Regions from separate parts of the Homo sapiens genome. Here region 2 is linked to region 1. Evidence: read pairs that join two places in POLR2A ChIA-PET (ENCODE). Cell type or tissue: CD4-positive, alpha-beta T cell. All regions are shown on one strand. Each heading gives the region's core, and the rest is flanking DNA. Links, peaks and the distances in the headings are about the cores only.

Region 1 (8,300 bases), core at 1,670-6,669:
GAGCCAGTAGAAGCTGCATCCAGCACACCATTATTATGTACATTTATATAGACATATATTTACATATATACATCCAAGCAGATCTTTCTTTTGAGTTCAACTTTTAAATTCTTGTTATTTTTATTTTTTTTAACTTTTATTTTAGTTTCCGGGGTACATGTGCAGGTTTGTTATGTAGGTAAACTCATATAATGGTGGTTTGTTGACGGATTATTTCATCACCCAGGTACTAAATCTAATATTGGATAGTTATCTTTTCTGTTCCTTTCCTTCCTCTCACCCTCCACCCTCAAGTAGGCCCTAGCGTCTGTTGTGTCCTTCTTTGTGTTCATAAGTTCTTATCATTTAGTTCCCACGTATAAGTGAATTGGTTTTCTGTTTCTGCATCAGTTTGCTAAGGATGGTAGCCTCCACCTCCATCCATGTTCCTGCAAATGACACGATCTCTTTCTTTTTTATGGCTGCATACTATTCCATGGTGTATATGAACCACATTTTCATTATCCAGTCTACCATTGATGGGCATTTAGTTTGATTCCATGTATTTGCTATTGTGAATAGTGCTGCAGTGAACATACACATGTGTCATTATGATAGAATGATTTATATTCCTCTGGGTATATACCCAGTAATGGGATTGCCGGGTCAAATGCTATTTCTGTATTTAGCTCTTTGAGGAATTGCTATATTGCTTTCCACAATGATTGAACTAATTTACACTCCCACCAACAGTGTATAAGTGTTCACTTTTCTCCTCAACCTTGCCAGCATCTGTTATTTTTGGACTTTCTAGTAATAGCCATTCTAACTGGTGTGAGATGGCATCTCATTGTGGTTTTGATTTGCATTTCTCTAATGATTGATCTTAAGCTTTTTTTTCATATGCTTTTTTGCCACATGTATATCTTCTTTAGAAAAGTGTCTGTTCATGTCCTTTGCCTACTTTTAAGGGGGTCTTTTTTTCTTGCAAATTTGTTTAAGTTCCTTATAGATGCCAGATATTGAGCTTTGTCAGATGCATAGTTTGCAAAATTTTTCTCCCATTCTGTAGGTTGTCTGTTTACTCTGTTGATAGTTTACTTTGCTGTGCAGAAGCTCTTAAGTTTAATCAGATCCCATTTGTCAATTCGTGCTTCTGTTGCAATTGCTTTGGGCATCTTTGTTATGAAATCTTTGCCCATTCCTCAAGCATGTCTTTGTATTTATATCAAGTACGTCTAGTAGTTTTGTTGTAATAACTTGACAACTCATATTTAATTCTTTTTTCTAGCAGTTCAGGCCTATTTAAAAATATCTTCAACTTCTGAGATAAAACAATGAAAGATGGCATTATCTAAGTAGGAATTGAAACTCCATCCACTAAAATAAGAGGGCAGGGGAGAGAGAGAGAGATAGAGAGAGAGAAAATGAGAGAGAGGAGAGAGAGAGAATAAGAGAGAGGAGAGAGAGAGAATCCAAGAGAGAAATTATCATATCTATTTTTAATTTTTTCTGTATTAAATATTTTAACTTAGTTTTCATCATCTTCATTAAAGATGGCATAGAGACAAAAAATATCACTGTCTGCTTTATTTTAGAGTCCACCTCTGTTTTCTATCTCCTACTCATTAGATTCATGCATGACAGGTCTTTCTGTAAAGCACCAATGGAGGTTAACATAAAGAAAGGCAAAATGACTGAAAAGTCATAGGGATTTTGGAAAAGGTTAGAACAGCCTGGCTAAGCACAGAGTCCCTCAACCCCTAAGTGGTTTGAAAAGCAAAACTTGGATGTTTCTTTCAGGCTTGATACAAGGCTTTTTCCTTCATAAATTTCAGTTTTGTGTATATATTTAAAATTTCTCTAAAGAGAAGTGTCAGAAAAATTGAGAATATATGTTTCTGCCAAAACACGAAACTTAAGCAAAGATTTTGCAGTTAGGAAAAATTATTACCAAGTTTATTTCTGTAACTTTCTTATTCTGGAAGAGTGATAATTTGATTTAGGCCATTCAGATATAAATATGTTTTGATTTTACAAGTTGTGCATTTCCTACCAGGAAGCTAGAGATAAATTGTGTTTCTATGTATTAAGATATTATTGTCAGGCACCCTTATTTAAACAATTCACTTTGCAAATAGAAGGCCAAACAGAAGTCCAATGCACACTGATATCTTTTTCCCTGTAGATATCCATTACTTTCTGGACTTCAGCCATGACGTATATACCCATGGTTTGGAATGTTGACAATTTAGTAGGAAGTTCTGGTATTGTAACATCTCTGTTCAAAAAGCCTCCCTTGGCCCCATTGCTTCGAGCAGAGATTCTACTCCTCTGCCCTGTGTGCCATGGGATCCAGGCATGCCACAAATTGGTTACAGATGTGCTGAGATATTGATCCCCTCGGCATTTGGGGCAGCTCCAAGCTATGGTGCAGCCAAAGGCAAGCTCATCCATTCACCCCAGTGTACTATACAGACATGGTTATTTTCTATGTGTGCCATGACAAGGAAAAGGCCGAGAGGCCCTGGCTCTGGATATAAGGTCTAAAGTGTGCACAACATTCAATGCTGTTTCAATCTTGTCCATGCTCTTCTCTTCCAGCCCAACCTCTGGCACCTCTCCTCATACATAGCCCTTTTCAAACTTCCAGGTCTACCCCCACCTCCATTTCCTAAAACCCTTTACTTTGCCTCCCATGGTTTTACTCCTTCTGTTCATCCACTGTTTCAAGCCCTTCTTCCCCATCTGCACCACAGATATCTAAGGACTCTTTAAAAGATAGGGCTGATGCCCCCCACTGCATGAAACCATCAGAAACTCCCCAGCCTGAAACACTTTCTCCTTCCTCTGTGCTTCCATACAGGTTTGCTTGTTACCCTCTTAGGCTCTTGTCACATTCTGCTTCAAGTGATAGTTGTGTGCTTGTTTTTTCTCCCTGTTAGAGTGTAAATGGCTCAAGAGTAAAGACCATTGTGTTTATCATTTCTCCCCTCCTCGTGCTAGCTGGATCTTGCACATTCAATCAAGGCTTATTAAATTGAATTGACTATGCAAATGCAAGAAGGAGAAGAAAGTCATTTATATTTATTGTACCTCTACCACATGCCAAGCACCATGCTGGCACTCTAAATGGGACAATGTATGCAGTCTTCACTATATCCCTTTTGAGACAGACAATGTGCAGATGAAGAAATTGAGGAATAGTTAAGGTAATTACCTCCAAGAAATAAATTTCACGCTGGAAAAAAGGAACTGTAGAGCAGTGCCCTGTTCAGGTGTCTAAGAACTTGGCTCTGTGAACTTCAGCCTGACCATGTAAATCTCCCAACAGTGGGAGGGAGCAACAGGGGCTTGCTGGAAGCCTGGTCAGAGATTTTGCTGTGTGAACTGCCTTGCTGGTAGAGTCCTGGCAAGAGTTTCATTTCACGAACTGGAAAATAAATCATTCTTTCATCAACAGGGAGATCCTTTTCCTAGAACCAAATCTGAGGTGACTAGTACAAAAGGAACAGAAGAAAGTTATTTTTCTTTTTGCTTGGAAAAGAATATTTTAGTGAAGCTTGAGTGGAAAAACAGAACGAATGTCTATAAATGAGAAATGCTCTATTTGGATAAATGTTCCCTCTGTTCTTTCTTGCTACACTGTGATTTTATTTATCCTGTTATGTTTACATTTATTTATATTACTACTTATTTAACAGAGTTTTTTAAAAAAATAGACAATTTATGTCAATTATTCCTCAATAAAGCCAGAACAATGAAATAATGGCTGTTTGAAATAGCAAAAATAATAATACCTTATAGCATTTATAATATAAAAGAGGTACAAAATATAAAAACAGTAGCAAAAAGGAAGAAAAAGCTATAAATTTTTATAAAATTCTTAAGCCATAAAGGCAGCAATTTAGAGTAAACCGAAATAAGTAAGAATCATATTCAAATCTCTAGGATAACTACTAAAACATTTCAAAATATATAACTAAAGAGCTAGTAGAGAAGAAAAGATGAAAAAAAATTTAATTAATTTAAAGGGCGGCAAAAAGTCATGATGCTATGAAGGACTGAAACAGAACATTTTTCCTCCTAGTTCGAGCGATCCTCCTGCCTCAGCCTCCTGAGTAGCTGGCACCACAGGTGCATGCCACCATACCCACCACGCTCACCATGTTGAGCTCAAGCAATTCGCCTGCCTCATCCTCTCAGACTGTCAGGATTACAGGCATGAGCCCCCGTGCCCAGCTGAAACAGAACATTTCAACTCAGGTGCACAGACTTTTGAACAAAATACCCAGATTAGATGATTTAAGTAATTAGATTACATTAGTTTTAATAAAGAGCTTCAGTGTGCAATGTTCAGAGACCCCTACTGGCCAAGATTTGTATGGTCTCGATCAAGCATTTGTTGATGTTCAGTATTACTTTATACATCTCTAAGCTGAAAATTGCATCCTACGGTTGATGATGAGTTGACGAGTCCAGTTTTCCTTGGGCTTTCCATACATTGAGAAAATCAGTGATTCAATTTGTCCTTTTATGGGACTCCCAGGTGCTGTGGCTCTCAGAACCTCATGGTCAACAAAGAAAAGTAACTGAACTAGCGATAATAGCCACTTGCATTTGTGTTGTGCTCTGTGACTCACTTGGCGCTGTCACACCTATCACCCCATTAGGCCTTCACAAGCAAGGCCTTGTAGAGTAGGTATTCTTAGCAGCACCGTACATGTTGTAGGAGTGAGAAGCTGTTGCTCAGAAAGGTGAAGTAGCTTCCCCAAGGTCATATGACTCAAGGTAAGTGGCAGATCCAGGACTCAAAATTTGAACTGGAGAATTTTTCTGTTTTCTCTTTAGTGTATTTAAGGAGTCACCAGGCTAGAGGTAAGTCTGGGAGTGGGAATGAAGGTGATAAAATTTGAGAGACTGTAGAAGGACGGGGTTTGATGCCAAGGGTAAACATATCATAAAGGGAATTTTCAGACAACTGACTTCTATATTTACATGCTATAATATTCACCTAAACCTGTGCTTGTTTGACATTTTAAAGGAGGGAGGAAGAATGACATTATGACAAATACATTTGACAATTTGCATCAGGCAAATTGTCAGTCAGCCACGATGAGCACTATTCCTGCAGGATATACTGTTGCTTCACAATACCTTTTTATATTCTTGATTCATTTTCCAGGCTTACCAGCTCTACATACTTTATACACTTCTGAAGGGAATAAAACCTGAGGAGAGGAGGTGTTAGGTTTAAGGGGGCCACCTTATTGAAAGTAAACAATTTTCAAACATAAGAAAAGTTTAGCTGCAATTTCCGCCAGTAAATGTACTTCAAAAGGTATTAGCTTTCTACTTATTGCATGTTGAGTCTGCTTCTTAGAACAGGGCTGCCCAATAGAACTTTGTGTAATGATGAAGATGTTCAGTGATCTGTGCTGTCCCATATCATGGCCTCTAGCAAATTAATCAAATTAATTTGAATTTAAATAGCCACATGTGGCTGGTGGCTACCACCCAGGACAGCATAGTTTTAGAAAGTTGTTTGCTAATGTCAGTTTTCAGCTCACGTTTTATAGCATATTGATATAGAAGACAGGATTTAGAAAAACCACTACACTTTCTGGAATGTTTTTGAGGATAAGGATTCTCATTTCTCAATTAAAAGTAGACATTGAAAATCATGATGAATGTATATTTGAGTAATAATAAAGAGAGACGGAAAACTTAGGTACATTTAATATCTTTCCAAGTGTTGTGAAGTCTCAATTCAGTAATTAAGTACTACAATTTTCTACGTTAGTTGGCAAGAACACTTAGGCTCATGACAGTGTTAACTAACATAATTACTTCATAATTGAAAAGTCCAACCTTGGATTTCTGTACTTCAGAGCTTAGAAAAATCAATGATTTCTTATCGATCCATCTCTTATAATTTTTTTTCTATTTTACTACAGTCTCTTTTGAGACTGTGGAATTTCTTCTACAAAGTATAATGTGTATTTATTTACTAAGATAGCTATCTGAAGCATGTGGGAAAACTGAGAGAACGAATGAATGATAACCAATTGTCTGCTTATACAATTTCACAGTGTTTGGCCTTGCCAGAGGGGCCAGTCCCTGATGAAAACACATACGTGAGGTCCCCAGATGAGATCCCATGACTGTGATAATTGTCACATGCCTGTTTATTTTTCCCTTGAGAAACTGAATGCTTAAAAAAAAGATCACAACTAAACAAAAGCATATCAATAACAGGAAACTGTTGGTGAGAAATACCCTGACGTTCCTGTAAATTCACGTCACCAGATTCCCCAGGGACAAAGGTGCATGAACTGCATGGGTAAATAATTATGATTTAATACAGAGACCTTGCAATGCTGTTTATAGTAAAACAACAAAAAAGAATTGTTTCTGGAGGCGCAAATAAGCAAATAATAGAAACACATATCAATATAATCAGGAAGTGGTGATGTTATGTCTAGGTCAGCTACTGAAAACAATTTGTAATCTATCAAAGTATCTCCTTTGCAATTGCAAGCAGCAGGAGGTGGGACCTTAGGAGGAAGAGAATCCCCCATCCATAGGGTGATTAGAAATGGTAGAGGAAGGACCGGGTGCTCTGGCTCACGCCTCCAATCCCAGCACTTTGGCAGGCTGAGGCGGGCGGATCATCTGAGGTCAGGAGTTCAAGACCAGCCTGGCCAACATAGTGAAACCTGTCTCCACTAAAAAAATACAAAAATTAGCCAGGTGTGGTGGCACATGCCTGTAATCCCAGCTACTCAGGAGGCTGAGGCAGGAGAATCGCTTGAACCCAGGAGGCAAAGGTTGCAGTGAGCCAAGATCACGCCACTGCACTCCAGCCTGGGCAACAAGAGTAAAACTCCATCTCAAAAAAAAAAAAAAAAAAAAAAAGAAAGAAATGGTAGAGAAAATGGGATATTCATCCTGGGGAATTTCTGAAAAGGTTTCTGCATCATGACACCTGTCTGTTTGCAGGATTTTATTCCCAAGGATAATGAAAGGGAGATCAACAAGTTTCTCTTTCCTTCTTTAAGAGGATTTCCAATTAGAGGGCAATGTCAGCCTTGTGAATGTGTGCCTACGGGTATATGCATGTCCCAACTAAGAAAAGAAATGAGTGGCAGTGCTTCAACATATTTAAGGCCTTTTCCCCTCTTTAAAAAATTATAAATGATTTTTTTTGACAAAAATTGGAAAACCATATTTCTAATTTTCCCCAGAATTTACTTACTATAGAAAGCATTATGGCCTTTGTTAGGTAGCTGCATTTTATTGGGAATGGGGTTGGGGTGGGGGGTTTGGAGAAGGGAAACAGAGGGTAGCAGGGAAAGTTAACCAGAATTCTTACCTGAAATCTGCTTTTTTTTGAGGTGGTGGGATAAAACTCTGGAAGCCTCATTTTTGAGTTCTAGGCAGTTCTTAAAAATCTACCCATTTATGCAGCCAAAAGTGATCTCTGTTTGTCCTTACTGCTATTTCTCCAGTTCTTAAAAGATCCTGTGGTAGGAAGAATAATAGGTTCCCCAAATGTCCACATCCTAATCCCGGAAGCTGTGAATATGCTACTTTACATGACAAAGGGGACTTTGCAGATGTGATTAAATTAAGGACCTTGAGATCGTCCTAGATTACCTGGATGGGCCCAGTGTAATCATAAGGATCTTTATAAGAATCACAGAAGAAATAGGACAATGGAAGCAGAGAAAGAGATTTGAAGATGTTATGCTGCCAGCTTTGAAGATGGAGAAAGGGATCACGAGCCCAAGTCAGGTGGCCTCTAGAAGCTGGAAAAGGTACACCATTCTTCCCTAGAGCCTCCAGAAGGAAGACAGCATTACCACACCCTGATTTTAGCCTGGTAAGACCCATTTTGGACTTCTGACATCAGAACTATAAGATAATAAACTTGTGTTATTTTAAACCTCTAAGTTCATGATAATTTTTATAGCAGTGGTAGGAAACTAACACCAATCCAAAATACTCTTTTATGTTAAATGGCAGTGTTAGATCTGTCAAATTATTTCTCAATTTTATAGTCCTAATATTAGAATATTAGGCTACACATTAGAGTCATCTGGGGCGCTTACAAAATACCAACGCCAGAGCTCCAACCCCAGTGATTTAGATATAGTAGGTCTGGGGTGGAGACAGTGAACTGGTATGTAAAAAGCTGCCGCCTGGTGCAGTGGCTCATGCCTATAATCCCAGCACTTTGGGAGGCCAAGATGGGTGGATTGCTTGAGCCCAGAGCATCCTGGACAACATGGTGAAATCCTGTCTCCACAAAAAATACA
Region 2 (8,300 bases), core at 2,048-7,047, 120 kb before region 1:
TTTCCTAACATATGGAATTGGTATAGAATATGATTTCAATAAGTGTATTCACTCAGCATGTGTTTGCTCAGGTGCTTCTTATGTGCTGGTACGGTGCTGGATGAATAGATAAATCTGGGCCTAAGGACCTGGATTATATACAGAACCTGGGAACTATACCTAGCTCAGTGTTTCAGGAGCCTACGTGTGGAAGAAGTAAGAGATGAGGTTAGAGAGAGAGGAACATTATGGAGAACTTTCAGCACCATGGCAAATAAGGTAGATAGACTCTCACAGGACAATGGGGAGCCAGTGAAGAGTTTGAAGCAGGCATAGGATTCTGTCTTCATTAGAGAGACCACTCTGACACCAATGTGGAGGCAGTGGCAGCTCTGGAATGTCTGTATCTAGGAGGTTTAAGGAGCAGCAATCTGTTGGAAGGGGGAATTTGGAAAGTATCTTGGAGCAGTGTTTTCATAGCAATACCCAATTTTAACCTAGAGTGAATGCTTACTAAGGATGGAAGTGTTTAATGGGAGGGAATGACAGAAACTCATATTAGCAGGGGGAGGCTGAAAGTTTCCAGTGATGGAGGAGGAAGTGAGGCTAGAGCAGGGTAATTAGTTAGGAAATTATAGAACAGATCTGTACTAACAGAGGCTGTGGGGATGGAAGGGAAGGAACAGATAAGAGGGGTTAAAATTAGTTTGTTCAGTGATAATGAGTTTCCACAAAGAGATGATAAGAGGAATTTGGGGGCAGGGCCAGGAAACAGTGGGCTGGATTGGAGTGTGGGGCTGGCAATGGGCTTCTCTACTTGTCTTGCCTCATGGTGCAGGAAGTAATTGGGAAGAAAAGTGAGGCCAAGGGAGACTTTTTTTTTTTTTTTTTTGAGATGGAGTCTCGCTCTGTCACCCAGGCTGGAGTGCAAAGGGAGGCTATTTTTAAGGTGAGAGGAATAACAGTGTATTTGATGTTAGAGGGACTGATTCTGTAGAAAGGGAAATTTGAGGTAGGTTTACAAAAAGGAAGAATTGGTGGTATAATGTTCAAATAAGTGAGGGGGATGGGTCCTGTGCAAAGTGGAGGAGCGGGTCCTGGATGGGAGCGCAGAGAGTCTGTCTACAGTTATAGATGGGAAGTGGAGTGTGCAAGTGCAGACATGGTAGGTGGGTGGATGTGGTGGAGGGAGTCTGTAAAAGTCCCATTCTGACTACTTCAATTTCCTCAGTGCATAGGGAGCCAGGTCATCAGCTCAAAGTGAGAATGCGGAGTGGATATTGCAGGTTTGTGGAGAGAGGAGAAAGTATGAAACAGTCATTTAGAAGAACAGGGAAAATGAAAGAACTAAGGAAATGTAATACTGATTGCCAGGAGGCATTCAAGACCCATTTAAGGTTCATGGTCATTAATTAAGATAAGGCCAAGGAGTTGTGTGATTTTTCTTAGATGCCTATGATGAGTTACAGGTGAAGAGTTTATTTTAACTAGGGTGGTAGTTTTCTAAGCAAACACAACCAAGTGATAAAAGGACCCTGGAATTGAAAGTGTAGGCACAGCAGTGATTGAAAATAAGTGATTATGTACAAAAATTAGCTGGGCGTGGTGGCAGGCGCCTGTAATCCCAGCTACTTGGGAGGCTGAGGCAGGAGAATCGCTTGAACCTGGAAGGTGGAGGTTGCCGTGAGCCAAGATTGCGCCACTGCACTCCAGCCTGGGTGACAGAACAAGGCTCCATCTCTAAATAAATAAATAAATAAAGAAGAAAATAAGTGATTATGGAATTCAAGCTTGGTGTGTGGGGGGAAGTTAAGACATGAAAAGACCAAGGAAGTGTGAAAAGGTGGTAGGGTCAAAGAATTGGAGTTCCTGCAGAGTTGAAGGATTTGCTCTACCTGGTACTGGAGAGACTACTGAAATGGAGATTCCGGAGATGCCCTTAGTGCTGATGACAGGTCTAGGGAATGACCACAGTGGGTGGAGGGGAGTAGGAGATAAGTGAAATAGTGTGAAGGACAAGCTATTGAGGTGAAGGAGAAGAGTTTAAGGAATTGAAAGGCCAGGTGCTGAAAGGATATTGAAATCACCAATTATTAAGACAAAAATAGTGATAGAAAAGGTAGCAATAAGCTAGGGTTTAAATTATCAAGAAATGAGAGGGTTCCTCAAAAAGCTAAGCATAGAATTACCATATGACCCAGCAATTTCACTCCTAGGAACATACTCAAAGAGACTGAAAGCCAGGACTAGAACAGACTCTTGTACAGCATTATTCTCAATAACCAAAAGGTGGATATAACCCAAATGTCCTTCAACAGATGAGTGGATAAACAATGGAATATTACCCAGTCATAGGAAAGGATGAAGATTTGATCCATGCTACAATGTGATAAACCTTGAAGACATTGTGCTAAGTGAAATAAGCCAGATCAAGGGACAAATATTGTATGATTCTAGTTACATAATATACCTAGAATAGGCAAATCCATGGACACAGAAAGTAGATTAGAAGCTATGAGGGGCTAGAGAGAGAGGGGAACGAGGAGTTGTTGTTTAATGATTACAGAGTTTCTGTTTAGGGTGATGAAAAAATTTTAGAAATACATAGTAGTGATGGTTGCATAACATTGTGAATATAATTAATGCCACTGAATTATACAATTAAAAATGGTTAAAATGGCAAAGTTCGCTACCTACATTTACAAAAATTTTTCAAATTAATAATGTAATATACCCGAAATCATTGAACTGTACATTTTAAATGGTAAATTCTATGGTATGGAAATTATATCTCAATAAAGTGGTTAATAAAAAAGAAATGAGGGGACTGTGCAAGTGATCATGAGAGGCGCAGAATAGTGAGAGGCAGTGAGTGGCCTCGTGGGATGACATGAGATGCAGACCTTCCATTGGGCTGGGGAGCAGGGGTGGGCAGAATGGTCTAGCAGCTTCATTACGTAGAAAACCCACCACATAGAAACCTCCAGTCCTAGACCACATCTAACTGACCAAATTGCAACCAGAAAGATTTGGTGGGAACCCCATAAAAGTCTGTTCTCATGACAAAGTTCATTCTAAGTCCACAGGTCAGAAAATCAAGCAAGTTGCAATTACCTTTCTCCCACCCACCCCACTTCAGGGAAATCCTGTTCCTACACATCCTTCACCAGATGCAGGGTGTAGGGCTGCCCCTGTCCTGCACCAAAAGAATCAGACTCAGATATGACTCTGATGTTAGAATTATCAGAAAGAAAATTTAAGTAGTAATGATTAATATATTAAAGTGTCCAGTGCAAAAGGGGGATAGCATGGATGAACATATAAGGGTATTGACAGAGAGATGGAGACCATAAAAAGGGACCAAATGGAAATGCTGGAGATGAAAAACACAGTGAAAGACTAATAACTTTGTTATTCTCAGTAGCAGACGTGACTGTGCTGAGGAAGTAGGGTACTTGAAGACAAGTCAGTAGAAATTGCCCCAACTGAAGCACAAAGGAAAAAAAGTGAAAACCAAGACAAAACAAAAATAAACTCAGAGCAGACTATCCAAGAGCTGTGGGACAATATCAAACTAACAGTGATGTAATTGGAATCCCAGTCAGAAAACAGGCAAGGAGACTGAAGAATATTTGAAGAGATGACGAATAGAGTGAACATTTTATCCACAGTGAAGGAATGAAAGGCTTTGCACTCTTTGTTAACCTGGGCCTACATTTGCAGTCTGATTCTTTGTTTCATTAATCTGATCTACTTGGACAAACTTACCTTTCTAATTCAAGTTTTAGAACATGATATATTCATTTATTCCATTTAAAATACATATGAAGTATCTAGTTACTTTCTGAATTGATTGTATGGTCTAAATGAGGACCAGACTAGCTAGTCTCTAGTGCTGCGGTCAGGGAAAAGAGTAGGACTTTAGAAAGAAGATAGCCATGGCTCTAAATTCTGGCCCTGCTGTTTAATGTCTATGTCATATCTGAGCACAGCAGTACCTAGTTTATGAGGCTGTTGAGAGGATTACGGTAAAGTAATTGTTCTGACTGTGAAATACTTGGTTTGGAGTGGTCCCAGGCCTTCCCACGTTTCCTTCCTGTTTTCCAGGTGATGATGAACTGGTTGTCAGGGTAGAGAGGTACTAAGGTAAAGTGTTGCATGGCACATAGTTGGCACTCAGCAAATGTCAGTGCACCTCCTATACCCTAACTAAACCTGGACTCACCCCCAAATCATAATTGTTGCCAGATGCATCCCCGAGGGCAAAGCTGATTTCCTCTTTGTTATGATTGACGTGGGGGATGGATGGAGCCAGAAGAGAGAAGGTCTCCAAGTGAGTCAGAGCCTGGATGGGCTATGCTGCCTGTCTCATTTCCCAGGAATTACAGACTTTGTCATCCTTCCTTCTAGCTTCTCTCAGCACCTAGAGACCCAGGGTTTTAGCCCAAAGCAACATATGAGGCAGTACCTGCCCCGTCAGAGGGGATAGTGCTCTCTTCTAATTTCTCTGCCCCCAAACAGCCACATGCCTGTTTGATTTTCTGTGAACACACATACAAAAGATTATAGTATAAGACATTTATAAATTGACCTTTCAAAAGTAGTTGAATTGGCAAAATTTGATAGTTAACTGGTGATAGGGGCTGACAGATATGGAAAGGTTTCTACATTATTCTCTGTACTTTTGGAGTCCTTGGTGGCTTACCTGTGCTGTCTATATTAATTGTACCTTTGACAGGAGAGTGACCTTATAATATATTAATATATTCTTGCCATTCATTTTAGAGAGATGATTAAACTTGACCAGTTCACCAAATATCCTGTATCAACATTCTGACAGGATTTGACTAATTACAGTGAATTACAATGTAAAAAGATATCCAGCCTAGAGTATTTTAAATGTTTATTCTGCATTTATTTGGACTTTTTGGAGTTATTTTATTGATAGTATATGGGACAGGTGAGTTTTTTTTTGGTCTGAGTGAACTTGAGAAGCATATAGGCATATTTGACTTTTTATAGTGTTTACAGAGAGCAATACAGCCACAGTGTTTGTGGTTATGTACTGAACCACTTGAAAGCACAGCTGTTGGGCAGAGTGGTAGCTCGCTAGCTGTTTGAGTTAGATACACCACATCTTACTATAATAAATAGTAAATATTTAGAGGCTAAAAACCATATCTTACATTATGGGAGAATAGAATAGAACTAATTATTGGGACTTCTGGGGGCTCTTGGCAATTTGGATTAGTTTTTGCTTTGTCCACCAGATCACTTCATTAAAAACGATGTAAGTACTTCTCAAGGAAGGTATTTAAGGGTAAGTGGATAATAAGAACTATTTATTTTCTTAATTGGCATCTAAAGAGGGATGCAGGGGAGTCCCAGGGTGCCCTGGGCGGCAGGATGGGATGCGGGGTGTGGTGGGATGTGGGTTGCGGTGTTGGGGAATGGAGCGGGTGAGAGCGTGTGCATATGCATGTGTGCAGGATGCTGACCGAATGTGAAAGTGAAGGCTCGATTCAGATGTCTTCAGCTAAAATAAAACATTTCAACTAAGCTGATAAAATCATGAATGAGGTATTCATGAGGAGATGTTAGTGTAGAAAAATCTCCAGAGTGGCACTTTTTAAAGAGTAAAGATGGAACAGTATTTATCATGTAGCTTGCCCAGCAGGTTTATGTTGGAGCTGGGATTAGGACCCAGGTAATTGGCACTTCTTGCCTGATGCCCCAAGACACTTCCCGATCAAGTTCATGGCATTGTACCAGGTATTAGGGGATGGTGGTACAATTCCAGTCTCTTGCCCTCTGGGAGATTATAGTCATGTAATATGCAGCTAGACCAGTGTTTTCTTTCTTTCTTTTTTTTTTTTGAGAGGAAACTTGCCCACCTCATTGAATCTTCTGTGGAAAACTAAAATATAAAATAGATGAAAGTCAGAGCTGCTCTGACTATGTGTGTATACATGTGGGGGTCCCAAGTCTTACCACCCCAGCCTCCTCCTCATAGCTCCTTCTCCTTCTTGGGTGATAGGGCTCTAGGGAACAGCTGGGAAGTTTGTGATCTATCCTCAGGCTCCTATGTTGGAAGGGACTGTGAGGCACAGGGATGGGAATGTGCAGAGAGAGGGCTCTGTGGGGCTTATTGCCTGCCTGGTGTTTCCACCGGGCAGGGGTTTGATGAAGATGACATGTCCTCCCAGTGCAGCATCTATTTCCTTCAGTGACGGGGGAGCAGGGGTATTAGAATAACTAATGGTGGCACAGCTTTTTTCCAGGCTTGTTGGACTTTTCTTGTAGAATTTCATTTATTTATTCATTGGTTTAATTATTTATTCATTAATTTGTGAGATATTTACTGAGTTCTTGTTCTGAGACAGATGCTGAACTAACATACTCTGGGGGAGGGGACCAATAGGCTAGCCTGAAAACTGCCTTCCTTGAGGGCTTCCTGAACAGATTTTGACAACCATTCTGAAGAGGGCAGGTGAACCAGCTCTCAACATAGACACCACTGGCCAACCCGTGTTGCCAACTCTTTCTGGACATTGAAGGCTCCTGGCTTTTCTTCACCAACATTAGAAACACACAACTGCAAGTGAACTGTATCTTGGCGGAAGAGCTCAGGTCAAACTGTTGTATTTTTGGATCGAATGCTGGCTTTATTCTAGCACGAGGAAGACTTTGGGTGTGAATGAATTTAGAGTAAGGATGGCAAGAACATCAGAGAGCCCCAAAATGTCTATTGCTATTTTCACAGGCTCTAGATGCTATTTCAAAAAGCTAAGTATGTACAGCATGGCAGATATTGAGGAAATTAATGTACATCTTTTTTGCTTAAAAAACTTCATGTTGTGGCCTGTAATAGTTCATTTGCTTATTTTTATTTTTAAATTTTTTGCAGGATTCTTTTTATTAAAGTAAGACTTATACAAATGGAATTTACCATTTTAACCATTTTTAAGTGTACAGTTTGATGGCATTAAGTCCATTTACATTGTTGGGCAACCGTTGCTACCAGCCATCTCCAGAGCTTTTTTCATCTTCCAAAATTGAAACTGTATACTCATTAAACAATAACTCTCCATTCCCCACTCTCTCAGCCCCTGGAAACTACCCTTCTTTCTGTCTCTGTAAATTTGACTACTCTAGGTACCTCATATAAGTAGAATTATACAGACAGTATTTGTTCTTTTGAGACTGGCTTATTTCACTTAGCATAATATCCTCAAGGCTCACCTATGTAATAGAATATGCCATATTTCCTTTTTATGGCTGAATAATATTCCATTATATGTACAGACCACACTTTATCCATTCATGCATTGATAGACATTTGGGTTGCTTCCATCTTTTGTTTACTGTGCATAAAGCTACTCTTAGCAGGGGAATATGAATATTTATCTGTTTAAGTCCCTGCTTTTAATTCTCTTGAGTATATACCCAGGAGGGGAATTGCTGGATCATATGCTAATTCAATTTAAATTTTTTTGCTGAACTACCATACTGTTTTCCACAGTGGCTGCACAATTTACATTCCCACTCAACAGTGGGCAAGGGTTCTGATCTGTCTACATCTTCCCCAATACTTGTCACTTTCTTTCTTTTAATTATAGTCATCTTAATGAGTGTAGAGTGAATGAACAACTTTTGAACAAAAACAATGCATTCATCTTTCTACAATGTTAATTATAAAACAATTTAATACAACTCTTAGGTACCTATTCTAAGTTTCACATGAGTGTTATACTAACTGACTTCTTTCTAAAACTTGGACAATTAAAGTCTGTTCTCAAAGCAAATAGAAAAATGGTAGTATAGTAATATGATGAAATATTATACAGTTATTTCACCTGATTCTCTTGTGCCATGACCACACAACCTCAGGACTTCCCATTCATATGCTTGCTATCCAGTCACTTCCAACTGTAAGCACCTGCAAATCTTTGCCAATGAGCTTTCTCTGAGTGTCAAAGCCCTCTGAGCCCCTTCGCAGAGCAGCCTTAAAATGCTGAGGATTAAAACCCCCTGGAAGCATCTCTCAGCCATTTGCCGATGGGAGTTAGTGAATAAATACCCCAGCTGCTTCACCCCTTGGTTGGGTTAACTCTAGGGTGTGTTCCACACTGTCTCCCGGGGTCCCCAGTGGGGATTGAGCCCTGGTGACTCACAGTGGTAACTTGCCCAATAACATATCCTTCACTGGTTTCCTCATTTTTCCCAGTTTTCTGCAAGTATTTCTTGGGATTACCTCCTAAAAGAACTATTTGTACTCACATCCATGTCTCAGCACCTGCTTTTTGGAGGGACCCAACCCA

The links. ChIA-PET counts read pairs that join two places held together with the same protein. Peaks named below come from ENCODE experiments on the same cell type or tissue, not always from the same donor. Only the 100,000 strongest peaks of a DNase experiment are listed, where the experiment ranks them.
Region 2: POLR2A ChIA-PET joins it to region 1 with 11 read pairs; 1 of 35 experiments calls an interaction of 5 or more read pairs at or near these places.

Annotation. Positions count from the first base shown.
Region 1 is chr5:54,940,500-54,948,799 of GRCh38, reverse strand. No RefSeq gene overlaps it. Among named protein-coding and RNA genes, the nearest start is that of ESM1, 41 kb to the left of the region's middle. In CD4-positive, alpha-beta T cell, for the core only: CTCF peaks have their summits at 4,120 and 4,325 (motif pointing left); a DNase peak (open chromatin) is centred at 4,349.
Region 2 is chr5:55,059,368-55,067,667 of GRCh38, reverse strand. No RefSeq gene overlaps it. Among named protein-coding and RNA genes, the nearest start is that of GZMA, 39 kb to the left of the region's middle. In CD4-positive, alpha-beta T cell, for the core only: no CTCF peak of the experiment used is centred there; DNase peaks (open chromatin) are centred at 5,067 and 5,437; H3K4me3 peaks cover 852 bases.